2 separate regions of the Homo sapiens genome follow, and region 1 is linked to region 2. A link is an interaction called in ENCODE POLR2A ChIA-PET data of the cell type or tissue named here. Cell type or tissue: PC-9. All regions are shown on one strand.

Region 1 (2,500 bases), 570 kb before region 2:
AAAAAGGATTGAAGAAGATGGGTACGTGGGTACATATAAAAGCCTATTTTTTCTTTTCTATATGCCTTTGAAAGACACTCAATTATGTAAAGCAAAATATATATTTGGGGATTTATAATATCCAGTTGATTCTCATTATTTACAGTAGTTATGTTCTATAAAGTTGCCAGGAATACTCGATTAGTAAATGCTAAACCATTGCTCCTGGGGAAATGCAGACTTAAGACTCCTGTGAGCCTCTGGTCACAATGTTTTTGTCAACTGAGTAACATACAACCTTGTGTTACTGTTTAAAGACACTTTATTTCATATATTTTATTGATTCATTAACATTGAATTCACACTAACAGCACTATCACTCATGCATGAACAAGTCTTATCTAACACACTTATTTTCTCCAGAGGTACATTATAGCCTTCTTGTGCTTAGGAATACCACATGGCTCTTCAGCGCTATGTTTGGGAGCCATTTTAAACAACAAAATCACCAAAAAAAAAAAAAAGCACAAAAATGCAAAAACTGTGGCACTAAATAGACTGCAAAAAAGGGACACTTTCCTGTATGAGAGCTGAAAAAAAAAGGCAGGTGTCACCATGTTCAGCTTCAGTTGGGAATGTGTACGCCAGACAACTCAAATTTTTTGCTGCTTTGTGTATGTCCACAAATGACCACAAAAGCACTGTGAGTATTAATTAGGAGGTTACAAATAAAGTTTAGTGAGCCAATGAATTCATAAATACAGAATCTGCATGTTACAAGGACTGACTATATGTAGAAGGAAAATGTGACAATAGCACAGCATAGCACAAAGGCTGGCAGGTAAATGGAATTATTTATCTTAAAGTTATTTTATCTTTGGTGAAATGTGATATTTAAATTAGACTATGATAAGTTAGGGATGCATATTGTAATACCTAAAACAATCACTAACAAAATAATACAAAGAAGTGTAGCTTGTGAAACAACACAATAAAATGGAATACTAAACGTGATTTGATTAACCCAAAAAAGGCAAGAAAGGAGAAATAAACAGATGAGACAAATAGAAACCAAATAGTAATATGGTTTCAATGCAGCCATTTGGATAGTTACATTAAATGTAAATGGAGTAACACTCCAATTACAACAAAGATTGTCAGATTGAATTTTTTTAACCCAAATATATACTATTTAGAAGAGATAGACTTTAGTATGCAGTTATAGAGAGAGTGAAAGTAAAGAACTGGAAAAAGGTATTCCATGTTCTACAACAAAGATATTATTTGTTTTATAACCAAAACAAAGGTGATACGGTTACAATAATATCAGATATTTAAGGCTAAAAGTAATTTACTATTTAAGAAAGGACATTTCATAATGATAAAAGAAAGGGTCGATTCAGTAGGAAAAAAAATCTTCCTAAATGAGTATACATTTAATAATATGGGTTCAAATGTATAAAGCAAAAGTTGCCAGAACTAAAACAGAGCTAGATAATTCACAATCCTTAACCACCGTGATCTAATTACATGTATAGTCAAGCCTTTCTTAGTGATAGGGATATGTTCTGAGAAATGAGTCATTAAGTGATTTCATCATTGTACAAACATCATAGAATGTACTTGCACAAACCTAGAAGGTGTAGGTTACCATACACTTGGGTTATATAGTTATAGTATAGCATGTTGCTCCTAGGCTACAAACCTGTACAGCATGTTACTGTGCTGAATACTGTACACAATTGTAACACAATGGTGTATTTGTGTATCTAAACATATCCAAAAATAGGAAATGTACAGTAAAAATATGGTATTATATGTATGGGGCCATCATTGTATATGTGGCCCATTGTTGACTGAAACATTGTTGTGCAGCACATGACTATATATGTGTAGAACACAGCACCTAAGTATGTATTATGTAAATACATATTCTTTTCAGTGCATCTGTAACATTAACCAAAATGAACCATATTGGACCATAAAGTAATTGTCACCAAATTTCAAGAGTTTGAAATTATGTAGAATATATATATATTTTCTTTGATGACTTGGAATGACATTAAAACCCAATGACAGAAAAATAATTAGAAATCACTGCATGTGGCCAGGTGCGGTGGCTCACGCCTGTGCTGAGGCGGGCGAATCACGAGGTCAAGAGATAGAGACCATCTGGCCAACATGGTGAAACCCCATCTCTACTAAAAATACAAAAATGAGCTGGGCATGGTGGTGCATGCCTGTAGTCCCAGCTACTCGGGAGTCGGAGGCAGGAGAATCGCTTGAACCCGGGAGGTGGAGATTGCAGTGAGCCAAGATCATACCACTGCACTCCAGCCTGGTGACAGAATGAGACACCGTCTCAAAAAAAAAAAAAAAGAAAAAGAAAAAGAAAAGAAATTACTACATGTTTGCAAATTGTCACACACTTCTATATAAACTGTGAGTCAAAGAAAATATAACAGTGGCAATTAGAAAATATTTGGAATGATAATAAAATGACTGGGTTGCAACCAGCATA
Region 2 (2,500 bases):
TGCAGTGTTGGCTCACTGCAACCTCTGCCTCCCGGGTTCAAACGATTCTCCTGCCTCAGCCTCCGGAGTAGCTGGGATTACAGGCATGTGCCACCACACCCAGCTAATTTTTGTAGTTCTAGTAGAAGCGGGGTTTCACCATGTTGGCCAGGGTGGTCTCAATCTCTTGACTTTGTAATCCTCCCTCCTTGGTCTCCCAAAGTGCTGGGATTACAGGCATGAGCCACGGCACCCGGCCTGTGTTACCACATTTTATTCTCCCAGCCCATGAGCTGAGTACTGTTATCTCTAGTTTTTTGGATGAGATGCAACTTTCACACATCCTTGCACAAAATGTCTTTTGTTTCCTCCATGTTGTCTTTGTACCTCCTTGCCCCAGACCTCATTCCAGGCTTTGGCAGTTCTTAATGATGCAGCATTTTGCATCTGTTGCTACTATACAGTTAATTCTAACAGCCTTCTTAACATACATTTATACTGATGTCATGCTAACTCTTCTTCTTTGTGACATGGATCATTGAGAGAATTTCTGGGGGCTCTCTGTTTTGGTAGAAGATAGGCTGCTTGTCACATAGTAACAGAAATTCTGTTGTATAGAAAAGAATTATAATTTACAGTTTCCATGTAACTCTGAGGACTAAAGAACCTAATACAGCATTATAATTTGAACAGTTGGAGAAAATAATTTTGTTTTGTATTTGCATATTTTGCTATATATTTTCTTTTTTGTTGATTACAAAAATTATACAGATATTATTTAGCTTATCCTCAGGTATTCTGATTAGCTTTTTTAGCTACACTTTCCCATTTACCTACCTTTTAGTCAGAAAATTATGTTATACTTTTATGAATTAACTTTGTTATTCAAGTACAATTTATTTATTTATTTATTATTATTTTTTGAAATGGAGTTTCACTCTTGTCGCTCAGAGTAGAGTGCAGTGGTACGATCTCAGCTCACTGCAACCTCCATTTCCCGGGTTCAAACGATTCTCCTGCCTCAGCCTCCTGAGTAGCTGGGATTACGGGCACCTGCCACCATGCCTGGCTAATTTTTGTATTTTTAGTAGAGACAGAGTTTCACCATGTTGGGCAGGCTGGTCTCAAACTCCTGACCTCAGGTGATCTGCCTGATCATACTAGTAATATGGTATAATTATATTCAGCCCAAAAACTAAGCCTGACTGGCTTGATGAATTAAGCTGAATCTTTAATGCTCTTATCAGTGTAGAACAATTCAAGTCTCAAGGAATCAATGGAAACTTCAAGAGAAGTGAGAATTACCACTGGGCCACGTATATTTGTTTTTGATAATGTAAAATTTTACATAAAAGTTCTTTGAGGGATCCAAGGTGCTCATAGGAACCTTAAACTCAGTAGTTCCAAAGTTGCATCAAACCTGTGCTGATTCCTCTCCTATTCTCTTTCCTGCTTCACAGTGACGTCTCTCCAGTGACCTTAGTTTGAGTCACTTGGACTCAGAATCATGAAGTCAGCTTCTTGCAGCCTCACCTTTTCTGCTGTCCTTGCATTTACATGTAAGCCTCCTTGGGCTTCAGTGATGAGCTCACTGTGATTTTCCAACCATACCAGTTATATTTGTACCCTTGGCACACGCAGATTCCACTACTGTGTTGTCCCTCCCCTCCCCTCCCCAGAGTCTCGTTCTGTCACCCAGGCTGGAGTGGCTCAATCTTGGCTCACTGTAAGCTCCGCCTCCCCGGTTCATGCCATTCTCCTGCCTCAGCCTCTTGAGTACCTGGGACTACAGGCACCCGCCACCATGCCTGGCTAATTTTTTGTATTTTTACTGGAGACAGGGTTTCACCATGTTAGCCAGGATGGTCTCGATCTCCTGACCTCGTGATCCCACCCGCCTCGGCCTCCCAAAGTGCTAGGATTACAGGCCTCAGCCACCACGCCCGGCCTCTTTTCTTTTCTTTCTTTCTTTTTTCTTTCTTTCTTTTCTCCCCGCCCCGCCCCTCCCCTTCCCTTCCCTTCTTTCCTTTCTTTCTTTTTCTTTCTTTCTTTCTATGGGGTCCCGCTCTGTCACCCAGGCTGGAGTGCAGTGGCGCAGTCTCAACCACTGCAACCTCTGCCTCCTAGGTTCAAGCAATTCTCCTGTCTCAGCCTCCCAAGTTGCTGGGATTACAGGCACACACCACCACACCTGGCTAATTTTTTTTTTAATTCTTTTTTTTTTTTTTTTTTGAGGCAGAGTCTCGCTCTGTCGCCCAGGCTGGAGTGCAGTGGCATGATCTCGGCTCACTGCAATCTCCACCTCCCAGGTTCACACCATTCTCCTGCCTCAGCCTCCCGAGTAGCTGGGACTACAGGCATCTGCCACTATGCCCGGCTAATTTTTTTGTATTTTTAGTAGAGATGGGGTTTCACCGTGTTAGCCAGGATGGTCTCGATCTCCTGACCTCGTGATCCGCCCGCCTCGGCCTCCCAAAGTGCTGGGATTACAGGTGTGAGCCACCGTGCCCGGCTTAAAATT

Evidence for each region. Peaks named below come from ENCODE experiments on the same cell type or tissue, not always from the same donor. Only the 100,000 strongest peaks of a DNase experiment are listed, where the experiment ranks them.
Region 1: POLR2A ChIA-PET joins it to region 2 with 8 read pairs; 2 of 35 experiments call an interaction of 5 or more read pairs at or near these places.

The regions. Positions count from the first base shown.
Region 1 is chr2:110,172,821-110,175,320 of GRCh38, reverse strand. All of the region lies in intron 4 of NPHP1 (nephrocystin 1), which reads left to right. Among named protein-coding and RNA genes, the nearest start is that of NPHP1, 31 kb to the left of the region's middle. In PC-9, no CTCF peak of the experiment used is centred here; a DNase peak (open chromatin) is centred at 1,560.
Region 2 is chr2:109,603,873-109,606,372 of GRCh38, reverse strand. The region is part of intron 1 of SEPTIN10 (septin 10); the gene reads left to right. It also overlaps a transcript of RANBP2 not described here. Among named protein-coding and RNA genes, the nearest start is that of SEPTIN10, 8.8 kb to the left of the region's middle. In PC-9, no CTCF peak of the experiment used is centred here; a DNase peak (open chromatin) is centred at 1,492; H3K27ac peaks cover 1,543 bases.